2 separate regions of the Homo sapiens genome follow, and region 1 is linked to region 2. Evidence: chromatin contacts called from ENCODE Hi-C or POLR2A ChIA-PET data. All regions are on one chromosome and are shown on one strand. Each heading gives the region's core, a stretch centred on a gene start or an enhancer-like site at or near the end of the contact. The rest is flanking DNA. Distances are from core to core; before and after follow the strand shown. Region 1 holds the start of TMEM141 (transmembrane protein 141). Region 2 has its middle 10 kb from the start of DIPK1B.

Region 1 (6,443 bases), core at 2,413-4,912, 90 kb after region 2:
GGGAGGCGCTCCCTCTTGGGCCCCTCTTCCAGGTGGTATGGGTTCTAATATTACCGGGGTCTGCCACGCGTCAGTATCCCCTTGTTTTGTCTTTTCAATAATTTTATGTAATGCACGACCCTGTCCACTAGGTGGTGCTGTAGGATTACGTCTCATAGTGGGCGGCTGCGGCTATAGCGCCCTGCCCTGCGGTGCTGGAAACATCCTGGCCATCCATACTGATACTCTGGGGGCGGCCGATACTGAAGTTTGGCTGGCGGCCAGTATTGATAGGCTACCGGCAGTTGGGTCTTATTTTCTACCAGCTGATATTGTGGATACTGCATCTGGATTGGCATTGCTGGGATAGAGACTCTTTCCTTTTCTATTTGATATTCTCTTGGGGTTTGTACTTGTCTAACCTGCATTTGAGGTTGTAATGTTACAGGCATCTGAACCGCGGGAGGAGGAGTTGATGGCCATCGTGGTTTAGACTCTGATGGCCCCAATAATTCTGGACCTTTTCCCCCCAATTTTAGTGGTCCAGAATATATTACCTCCTGTAATTGATTGTAGTCAACATTTTGCGCTGACCGAGGCATTACAGACTCTGCTACATATTTACAATGTGAACTTTCCGTTCCTTTCTCGAATTCTGTCCCTGCCTCTTCTTCACAATCTATTACACAGCTTTCAGGGGCATCAGAAACTGAAACGCTATCTTCTCCTGTTTGAAATGATTCTAAAGCTGCTTTAATAATGGCCCAATCATTCCATACTGTAAGTGGGATGATTTTACCTTCCCTATTTGCTTGCTTTAATTCTTTGCCAATTTTTTCCCAATCTTTTAGATCTAAAGTTCCTTGTTTTGGAAACCATGGGCAGAATTGTTCTATTGTTTGAAATAGTGTAATTAGATTTTCTGTAGAGGCTCTAACTCCCCCTCTTCTTAAAAAAATTTTAATGAAGCTGAGATAAGAGGCATATTTACTTTCAGTTTGTCCCATTGTTACCCTGGGTTCCTCCGAGTGCACAAGCTTACCGCGAAGCTGACCACGGACGTACTCGTTTTGTCCTAAACTATCACACCATAGCGTATCTTCACCTTACAGAACGGAACCCACGATGGGTGCCAGATGAAGGGGGCCTGCCCCTCCACACCTGTGGGTATTTCTCACAAGGTGGAGACGAGAGACTGAGAAAAGGAAATAAGACACAAAGTATAAAGGAAGAAAAGTGGGCCCAGGGGACCGGCGCTCAGCAAGTGCGGACCCACGCCAGCACTGGTCTCTGAGTTTCCTCAGTATTTATTGATCACTAGCTCTACTATCTCGGCGACGGGGATGTGGCAGGACTATAGGGTAATGGTGGGGAGAAGGTCAGCAGGAAAACATGAGCAAAGGACTCTGTGTCATAAATAAGTTTAAGGAAAGGTGCTGTGCCTGGATGTGCACGTAGGCCAGGTTTATGTTTGACTTTACACAAACATCTCAGTGCAGTAAAGAGCAGTATTGCCGCCAGCATGTCTCACCTCCAGCCACAGGGCGGTTTTCTCTTATCTCAGTAAATAGAATGTACGGTTGGGTTTTACACCAAGACATTCCATTCCCAGGGACGAGCAGGAGACAGATGCCTTCCTCTTATCTCAACTGCAAAGAGGCCTCCCTCTTTCACTAATCCTCCTCAGCACAGACCCTTTATGGTTGTCAGCCTGGGGGACGGTAAGGCCTTTCCCTTCCCACGAGGCCATATCTCAGGCTGTCTCAGTGGGGGGAAACCTGGACAATACGCAGGCTTTCTTGGGCAGAGGTCCCTGCGGCTTTCCGCAGTGCACTGTGTCCCTGGTTAATGGAGAATGGAGAATGGTGATGACTTTTACCAAGCGTACTGCCTGCAAACACATTGTTAACAAGGCACATCCTGCACGGCCCTAAATCCCCTAAACCTTGAGTCAATACAGCACATGTTCCTGTGAGCACAGGGTTGGGGCTAAGGTTACAGATTAACAGCATTTCAAAGCAGAATAATTTTTCTTAGTACAGATCAAAATGGAGTTTCTTATGTCTTCCTTTTTCTACACAGACACAGTAACAGTCTGATCTCTCTTTTCCCCACAAATGGCATTAAATTATTTCCATATATTATAGAGTAGGTCCTTCCACATTTTGAAGAGTAGCAAATCTAGCTTTTTTGTACAGACTTATAAATTATCTAAAGACTTCAGCCTTTTTTTTTTTTTTGAAACAGAGTCTCACTCTGTCGCCCAGGCTGGAGTGCAGTGGCACGATCTTGGCTCCCTGCAACCTCCACCTCCCAGGTTCAAGTGATTCTCCTGCCTCAGCCTCCCCAGTACCTGGGATTATAGGCACCTGCCACCACGCCCGGCTAATTTTTGTATTTTTAGTAGAGACGGGGTTTCACCATCTTGGCCAGGCTAGTATTTAACTCCTGACCTTGTGATCCACCTGCCTCGGCCTCCCAAGGTGCTGGGATTACAGGCGTAAGCCACCGCACCTGGCCAAGATTTCATCTTTTTACCTCATATTTCTTAGGAATTTAATGGTTATATGTTGTCTTTTTTCCCATGCCTTTTGGCTCAAGCAACACGTATATCAGTGTTGACTTTTTCTTTCTTTGATCTAGTTTAAAAAAAAAAACCACATAATAATTCTTTGAAGAAAGGAAGGGGTTAATTTTTTTCCCTAGCACTTTCTTGAAGATCAGGGACTTTATCGATGAAAAAGTAGTAAATAGTTATTTGTAACCTGTGTGAAGCAGCAGCCTGACTTGAAGTCCTCCGTTCTTGCTAATGGTTACACCAGTGAATACTAGTGGAATTGTTTGGGCTGATTTTAGTTTCTCTTAATCAAAATTACTAGATGATAGAATTCAAGAACTTGTACATGTTATTACTTGGTGTATCGATAATTATTTGAAAGTAAAGACTCTTTGTCATGCAAAACAAAAGGAGTTTGAGGCTCAGCTACTAAGCTGCTGGTTACAGAACCACTTTGCTAAACAGTGATTTTATACATCCCCACTCCGTGGTGGCTTATGAGAAATTCAATCCCTGATTGTAGTCCTCAAGCAAAATAACACTGACAATCATCAGGCCTCTGCAAGTGTGGGAATGAGGCCCGGCCGGGGGGAGGAGCGCACGCTCTCAGCCACGCCCCGCCCGGTGCCCGCCTTCGCCCCGCCCAGTCGTCGCCGGAGGTCACAGGGCCCAAGCTCCTAGAGGCGTGGCCAGGCCCCAGGCCCCACCCCTCTCCCCTGCGCTCTAGCAGGCTCGATCCATGCTCCGCCCCCAATCCAAGGCCCTGGCCCCTCCGCCTGCACCCGGCAGGACCCGCCTCTTAGAACCCGACACCTCCGCCTGCGCAGGCCCGCTCCCCGGTCCTGTCTCTCAGGCCCCGCCCCCAGGTCGCGTCTCCAAAGTCCCGTCTCTCAGGCCCCGCCCCCAGATCACGTCTCCCAGGTCCCGCCCCCTCCGCCTGCTGCCGCGCGGACCCGCCCTCAGGCGCCGTCTCCTAGGCCCCGCCCCCTCCGCCTGTTCCAGCGCGGGCCGGTCCCTAGGCCTCGCCCCCAGATCCGGGCCCTGCCCCTCCGTCCGTAACTGCGCAGGCCTGTCCTCTGGGCCACACCCCCAGGTTCCCGTCCCGCCCTTCCGCCTGCGCCTGCGCAGGCCCGCTCCCCGAGCCCTGCCAACCATGGTGAACTTGGGTCTGTCCCGGGTGGACGACGCCGTGGCTGCCAAGCACCCGGTGAGAAGGCCGGTCTGGGACGCGGGCCTCAAACCCCAGAAGCTGACCTGAGCGAGGCGGGGGGCCGGGGCGTGGGGGTGCCCTCGTCAGGGAAGAGTGGCGGAGGCTGGGGGCACTCTCTTGCTAAGGGGCTCAGGGCGTCCGGGTGGGCATAGGGGAGGTGGGACGTGTCCAAGCGCCCAGGGTCTCACTCCTCCACAGCCAGGGTGTGCCCAGAGGAGGGACAGGAGAGGCGGTGAAGGAAGAGGGCAGGGGATCGAGCCTTCACCCGCCTCTGCCACCCCAGGGACTCGGGGAGTATGCCGCATGCCAGTCACACGCCTTCATGAAGGGCGTTTTCACCTTCGTCACAGGTAGGCTGCGTCCAGGTGTCCTGCGGCTGGGAGAGAACGCACCCTCCCGCCCTGCCCTGACTCCCCAGCAGGGGGCGCCAAGTCACCTGCCCGCAGGTGCTGGGGGCCTGGCAAGGTGGGCCCTGGCTATCCCCGGGTACAGGTTGATGGGGACCTCGGCTCTTTGCAGGCACCGGCATGGCCTTTGGCTTGCAGATGTTCATTCAGAGGAAGTTTCCATACCCTTTGCAGTGGAGCCTCCTAGTGGCCGTGGGTGGGTACTCCAGGGCCCCTGCCTGGGCTCTTTGAGGGGTGGGTTTCTGCTAGGGTTGGGGCTGTGGTTCTGCGTCCCTGACTCTGACATGGAGCCCCAGGTCTCGGCGGGAGCCCCACCTGAGCCCACCCACCACGTCTGTCAGGAAGTAGCCTGTGCCCGGTTCTCTTAGCCTGGGAAGCACAGAGGCCCCAGCCCTCTTCCATTTCCTGCTCCACAGTTGCAGGCTCTGTGGTCAGCTACGGGGTGACGAGAGTGGAGTCGGAGAAATGCAACAACCTCTGGCTCTTCCTGGAGACCGGGCAGCTCCCCAAAGACAGGAGCACAGGTGAGAGAGCCTGGGGGTTAGCGAGAAGTGAATGCCACCTCTCCAGCACCCAGAGTTTTGGGCAGCCAAGCCTGGGTGCACCATGCGATAGGCTAGACAAGGTCCCTCCCTCTGGCCCGGCCTCCTCAGCATGTGACTGCCAGATGGGTTGGAGCTGGGGGTGGGCGCAGTAGACAGATCTTGGAGAGCTCCCTTTGAGGAGAAAGAACCAAGAGGGGCTGGGGTGCCCCTGAGATTGAGAGGAAGGGTGCAGAGTGAAGGGTGTGGCAAGGCCACAGCAGCCACGTGGGCACCCGAGAGGAGTGAGGCTGGACTGAGAAGCCCCGCATTGGACCCAGGCCTGGCCTCCACTGCCCGTTGTCCTTGTTACGGAACCCAGTTTCTGCCATGATAAAATGGGCACAGGGATGCCCAGCCACGATGGATGTGGTTCGAGCTTGTCTCTCTTTGCCTTTTACAGATCAGAGAAGCTAGGAGAGCTCCAGCAGGGGCACAGAGGATTGGGGGCAGGAGGAGTCTGGAACACAGCCTTCATGCCCCCTGACCCCAGGCCGACCCTCCCCACACCCTAGGGTACCCCAGTCGTATCCTCTGTCCGCATGTGTGGCCAGGCCTGACAAACACCTGCAGATGGCTGCTGCCCCAACCTGGGACCTGCCCAGGAGGTTGGAGCAGAAAGGGCTCTCCCTGGGGTGGTGTTTCTCCTCTAGGGTATTGGGATGCATGTTCTGCACTGCCAGCAGAGAGGGTGTGTCTGGGGGCCACCACCTATGGGACACGGGGTCGAAGGGGCCTGTACACTCTGTCATTTCCTTTCTAGCCCCTGCATCTCCAACAAGTCCAAGGTGACAGCTGGTGCTAGGGGCGTGGGGTTAATAAATGGCTTATCCTTCTCTCCACCCAAGTTTCCACCTGACCAGGTGAAAAACAAATCAGAAGGGTAAGATGATGACAGGTCACATGAAACCTTTATTACCCTACAGTTGATATATGAGGATCACATGCAAGTTACATACTGAGGATGTACAGGGAAGTTCCCAGCGCTGAACCCCAGAATTAGACGTTCGCATCAGCCCCGTAGGCCACGTGACACCACCACAGCCTCTCTGTATGGGGGTCTGCCTCTGTAGCACTTGGCATGTAGGGGCAGAGCAAAAGGGGCCAGGCTGGCCAGAGCCTGGCTGCTGGGAGAGGAGGGACTTGTGGGCCACGCCCACCTGCCTATCATTCCCCACTCATCTATTAGCCAAAGTCACTCCCCAGAGGCAGAGCTAGCCCGTTGTAGCCGTGTCTGTGTGGAGGGAAAGCTTCTGAGTGGGCAAGCCTACACACAGCCCCGAGCCCCAAGAGGAGGAAGAGGTGGAGACCAGACGGAACCTCCACAAGTCCATCATGGTTACAGCTGGCTTCCCCGCAGCACCGAAGACCCACAGCATGGGCCCTGCTGCCCCCGACCCAGCTCAGCTGCCACGCCTCACCTTGCCAGGCACTGGAAAGAAAGTTTATTGAGTACCTACTGGGCCTTCAGAGTGACAGGAAGCTCAAGTTGACAGTGGCTTCAGCAAGATGGAGCTTTATTTTTCTGTTTTTTGTGGTGTTGTCGTCGTTGTTTGGAGACAGAGTCTCGCTCTGTCACCCAGGCTGGAGGGCAATGGCGTGATGTCGGCTCACTGCAACTTCCACCTCACCAGTTCAAGCCATTCTCCTGCCTCAGCCTCCCAAGTAGCTGGGATTATAGGCACCCACCACCACGCCTGGCTAATATT
Region 2 (5,630 bases), core at 405-2,904:
TTGCCAGGCTATTCGCGAACTCCTGACCTCAAGTGATCCGCCCGCTTCAGCCTCCCAAAGTGCTGTGATTACAGGCGTGAGCCACCGCACCCAGCCCTTACCTATATTTTTTTATTGAAGTGAAATTCATGTAACATAAAATTATTCTAAAGTGTACAATTTGGCCGGGCACAGTGGCTCATGCCTGTAATCCTGACACCTTGAGAGGCTGAGGTGGGCAGATCACCTGAGATCAGGAGTTCGAGACCAGCCTGGCCAACATGGTAAAACACTGTCTCTACTAAAAATACAAAAATTAGCTGGGTGTGGTGGCGCATGCCTGTAATCCCAGCTACCTGGGAGGCCGAGGCGGGAGAATCACGTGAACCCAGGAGGCGGAAGTTGCAGTGAGCCAAGATGGTACCATTGCACTCCAGCCTGGGCAACAGAGTGAGACTCCATCTCAAAAAAAAAAAAAAGTGTATAATTTAGCACTTTCAGTTTTTTGCAACGCCTCCAATGTTTTGCAACCATCACCTCCAGAACATTTTCATCCCCCCAAAGGGAAACGCCTTCCCCATAGGCACTCGCTCCCCACTGCTCCCTCCCCCAGCCCATGGCAACCACTCATCTTCGTGTGTCTGTGGATTTGCCCGTTCTGGAAATTTCATAGAAGCGGAATCAGGACCATGTGGACCTTTGTGCCTGGATTCTTTCACTCAGCATGACAGCTTCACGACTCACCCACATAGCCTGGGCCAGAACTTCATTCCTCTGGCCGGGCACAGGGCCTCACGCCTGGAATCCCGGCACTTTGGGAGGCGAGATGGGGGAGGATCACTTGAGGCCAGGAGTTTGAGACCAGCCTGGACAGCATAGTGAGATCCCATCTCTACTAAAAATAAAACGTTAGCTGGGCGTGGTGGTACATGCCTGTAATCCCAGCTACTCGGGAGGCTGTGGCACGAGAATTGCTTGAACCCGGGAGATGGAGGTTGCAGTGAGCCGAGATCGCACCACTGCACTGCAGCCTGGAGGATACAGCAAGACTGTGTCTCCAAAAAAAAAAAAAAAATCAGCCAGGTGTGCTGGCAGGTGCCTGTAATCCCAGCTACTCGGGAGGCTGAGGCACGAGAATCGCTTGAACCTGGGAGGTGGAGGTTGCACTGGGCCAAGGTTGCCCCACTGCACTCCATCCTGGGAGACAGAGCGAGACTCCACCTCAAAAAAAAAAAAAAAAAGCTCATGCTGTCTACAGGGAAAGCCCCTACTGGAGACAGCTGCGCTTGAGTGAGTGGGACTACAGTGCCAACGCTAGGGCTTATTGTGTTGACTGTGGGGTCACCGCGGTTGCCACGTTCCGAGGACACGGTCACTTCCTCGACCGCCTGTCCTGCCTCAGATGAACCTGCATATTTTACAATGAACGTTCAAGACGTCGGTGATAAGGACATGAACAACAGCGACAAGGGCTGTTTTAGAGGAACCCGCCTGAGGTTCCCGGCCCCAGCCTCTCGAAGGACGCAGCTCTGTGCTCAGCCCTGCCTCCCTTGTCTCTCCACCCCCACCTTCCTGTGTGCTTCAGCCCACCTGGGACATCCGAATTTTCTCCAGGAGGAGCGGCAGGTACTAGGGTGATGACAGTTATGAACACGAGTCACAGCCCCGCTCGGTGGGATGGCCTCCTGTGTTCCCTGTGACTCGGACGCTGAACGTTGCTCACACGTTGACAGCATGGAGACGGTTTCACCGTCTGCTACTTTCGAGTTTATTGTGGTGTCTCTCTGCGTCACCCTCATTTTGAGCAGCTGTGGAGGATCCGGGGGCCCCAGCGCCCGCAGGATTCAGGTTTGTCTCCGCCGGCCAGGACATCCTCACAAAGCAGACGTTTCCTCCCCACGGGTCTGGAGGCTGGGGGTGGGGGCGCCCCGTGGTCCGGCTCTGGTGAGGGTCCTCTTCCTGGCAGATCCTGGGAACCCGCCTGAGGTTCCCAGCCCTGGCCTCTCTAAGGATCCAGCCCTTTTCCCCGTTCTCAGCCCTGCCTCCCTTCTCTAGTGCCTTCTTGCTGCGTCCTGACGCGAGGGTGGGATAAGGAATAAGGGGAGGGCACCTGTGCCCTTTCTACTAAGGCCCACCCTCATGACCTCATCCACCCCCAGGCACCTCCCATAGGCTACATCGTCAATACCCTCTCCTTGCAGGTTAGGGCTTCCAGGAAGGAATTTAGTGGGGACACGATTCAGTCCCCCCACTTACACCTTTGCAAATAGCAAGAGAGGGCTGGATATGGTGGCTCACGTCTGTAATCCCAGCACTTTCGGAGGCCAAGGCGGGTGGACCACCTGAGGTCAGGGGTTCGAGACCAGCCTGGCCAACATGGTGAAACTCCATCTCTACTAAAAATACAAAAAATTAGCCGGGCATGGTGGTGCGCGCCTGTAGTCCCAGCTACTCAGGAGGCTGAGGCAGGAGAATTGCTTGAACCTGGGAGGTGGAGGTTGCAGTGAGCCGAGATCGTGCCACTGCACTCCAGCCTGGGTGACAAAAGTGAAACTCTGTCTCGGATAAAAAAAAAAAAAATAGCAAGAGAGGTTCAATCACCTATACATGGAAGGAACACAGGGAGATTGACACACACACACACACACGCACGCGGGCACACACCCATGTGCACACACACACACAGAGCTAAATGACAAAAATGAAAATGGTACCACACTGCACGTGCTGCCCTGCACCTTGATTTTGATACTGCAGTGGGTTAAATGGTGCCCCCCAAAAGATAAGTCCCCCTGGAATGTGTAAATGTAACTTTCTGTGGAAATGGGGTCTTTACAGCTGTAATTAGGTTAAAGACCTCGAGTGAGATCAATTTTGCCTTTTTTTTTTTTTTTTTTTTTTTGAGATGGAGTCTCACTCTGTCACCCAGGCTGGAGTAAAATGGCGCGATCTCGGCTCTCTGCAACCTCCGTCTCCCCGGTTCCCGCGATTCTCCTGCCTCGGCCTCCCGAGTAGCTGGGATTATAGGCGCCCACCACCACACCCAGCTAATATTTGTATTTTTAGTAGAGATGGGTTTTCACCATGTTGGCCAGGCTGGTCTCAAACTCTTGACCTCAGGTGATCTGCCCGCCTCGGCCTCCCAAAGTGCTGGGATTACAGGTGTGAGCCACTGCACCTGTATAGTTCAAGATAGTTTTACAAGATGGAAAAGTTCTGGAGCCAGATGGCAGTGAGGGCTGTACAACAATGTGAACATACCTAATGTCACTGACTGTGTGCTTAAAAATGATTTAGAGGGCCGGGCGCGGTGGCTCACGCCTGTAACCCCAGCACTCTGGGAGGCCAAGGCGGGTGGATCACCTGAGGTCAGGAGTTCGAGACCAGCCTGGCCAACAAGGTGAAATCCCATCTCTACTAAAACTACAAAAAATTAGCTGGGCCTGGTGGCAGATGCCTGTAATCCCAGCTACTCGGGAGGCTGAGGCAGGAGAATTGCTTGAACCAGGGAGGCGGAGGTTGCGGTGAGCCGAGATCACACCACAGCACTCCAATCTGGGCGACAAGAGCGAGACTCTGTCTCAAAAGAAAGAAAGAGAGAAAGAAAAGATGTGTCTCTGCGAGCAGAAGGTCTTGCCGCTCTGACAGTCACAGATGTGTAGGTCTCCTGACCGCAGCTGCACTCCCACCGAGGGCAGAAACTAGGAAGTCCTTGGAGCTTTGGTTCCCTTGACAGATGGGGGTGGAGCCCCCAGTGTTATTAAGGAGGCATGGCCCAGCTGCTCCTGCACCTTTCCAGCCAACTCTAGATCTGTCCTGGGGGCACAGTGAAAGGTCTCTGAAGTCTGTGGCATGTCCTGCTGCTCTAAGGGGGGCTCTGGCCCATTTCAGGAGGTTTTGCTGACAGACAAACTCACAGGAAGCCACAGTTGAGACACGGGGTTTGCAGTCCTGGTGAAGGGAAAGTGACTGTCCTAGTCAGCTTTGACAAAACACCACAAGCCAGGTGGCTTACAAACAATGGAAATGCATTTCTCACAGTGATGGAGGCCAGAAAGTCCAATATCGAGGTGCAGGCAGATTCCGTGTCTGGTGAGCGCCCGCCTCCTGATAGACGTCACGTGGTGAATGCAGTCAGGGGTCTCCTGGCAGCCGGGGTGGGGGTCTCTTCTTTTTTTTTTTTGAGATGGAGTTTCGCTCTTGTTGCCCAGGTTGGAGTGTAATGGCGCAATCTTGGCTCACTGCAACCTCCGCCTCCCGGGTTCAAGTGACTCTCCTGCCCCAGCCTCCCGAGTAGCTGGGATTACAGGTGCCCGCCACCACCCCAGGCTGATTTTTGTATTTTTAGTAGAGACGGGGTTTCACCATGTTGGCCAGGCCGATCTCGAACTCCTGACCTCAGGTGATTCACCTGCCTCGGCCTCCCAAAGTGCTGGGATTACAGGCTTGAGGCCCCGTGCCCGGCCAGGGGTCTCCTTTATAAAGGCCCTGATCTCATTCATGAGAACTCCACCCTTATGACCTTGTCACCTCCCAAAGGCACCACCTCCCAAAACCATCTATATTAGTCCATTCTCACATGGGTACAAAGAAATACCTGAGACTGGGTAATTTAGAAAGAAAAGAGGTTGAATTGGCCCACAGTTCCTCAGACTGTACAGAAAGCATAGCGGCTTCTGCTTTTGGGGAGGCCTCAGGAAACATCATCGTGGCAGAAGGTGAAGGGGACACAGGTGTGTCCTACGTGGCTGGAGCAGGAGGAAGAGGCACCACTGAATTTTATTTATTTATATTTATCTATTTATTTATTTTGAGATGAGTTTTGCTCTTGTCACCCAGGCTGGAGTGCAGTGACACGATCTTGACTCACTGCAACCCCTGCTTCCCAGGTTCAAGCGATTCTTCTGCCTCAGCCTCCCGAGTAGCTGGGACTACATGCACCTGCCACCATGCGTGGCTAATTTCTGTATTTTTGGTAGAGAAGGACTTTCACCATGGTGGCCAGGCTGGTCTGGAACTCCTGACCTCAGGTGATCTGCCCGCCTCGGCCTCCCAAAAGGCTGGGATTACAGGCGTGAGCCACCATGCCCTGCCCGGCTAGATTAAAGTTGTTTAAAGCAAAATAAGGAGCAGTCATTGCCTGAGGCCGTCTCTGTACTGGGAGTTCCCACTAACCAACAACAACTTTATTCAGTAGTTTGTTAACAGATAGCCAGGTTTCAACCAATCAATCACGGGCAGCCAACCAATCAGACCACACCCAAATAAGGCAAAGGTCTTGAGTTATTTCTTTTCTTTTTTTTTTCTTTTTCTTTTTTTTTTTTTTTTTTGAGACAGAGTCATGCTCTGTTGCTCAGGCTGGAGTGCAGTGGTGTGATCTCGGCTCACTGCAACCTCCGCCTCCTGGGTTCAAGCGATTCTCCTGCCTCAGCCTCCCGATTAGCTGGGATTACAGGTGCACACCACCATGCCCAGCTAATTTTTGTATTTTTAGTAAAGACGGGGTTTCACCATGTTGGCCAGGCTGGTCTTGAACTCCTGACCTCATGTGATCTGCCTGCCTCGGCCTCCCAAACTGCTGGGATTACAGGTGTGAGCCACGGTGCCTAGCCTGGCCTTGAGTTATTTCCGTACTTCACTTCCACATTCAG

What was found. Hi-C counts contacts between places; a loop is a spot of excess contacts on that map. ChIA-PET counts read pairs that join two places held with the same protein, here RNA polymerase II (POLR2A). Pooled maps may share reads with other maps.
Region 1: a pooled map shows a loop between it and region 2 (2.7-fold over the local background). The contact joins the promoter of TMEM141 here to the enhancer-like site in region 2. A Hi-C loop is called at or near these places in 7 of 50 pooled maps. POLR2A ChIA-PET finds 5 or more read pairs at or near these places in 3 of 52 experiments (AG04450, WTC11 and activated T-cell).

Annotation. Positions count from the first base shown.
Region 1 is chr9:136,787,682-136,794,124 of GRCh38, forward strand. It overlaps TMEM141 (transmembrane protein 141), which reads left to right and starts at 3,663. Exons shown (of 5, transcript NM_032928.4): 1 at 3,663-3,743; 2 at 4,030-4,096; 3 at 4,266-4,349; 4 at 4,570-4,677; 5 at 5,138-5,636. The coding sequence starts at 3,690. The coding sequence ends at 5,151. RefSeq lists a cis regulatory region at 22-321, an enhancer at 229-388 and a silencer at 3,050-4,089.
Region 2 is chr9:136,699,762-136,705,391 of GRCh38, forward strand. No RefSeq gene overlaps it. Among named protein-coding and RNA genes, the nearest start is that of DIPK1B, 10 kb to the right of the region's middle. RefSeq lists enhancers at 1,409-1,568, 1,609-1,658. Within about 2 kb of position 1,655, at least 3 of the 41 ENCODE cell types and tissues checked have a DNase peak (open chromatin) inside an H3K27ac peak, as active enhancers do.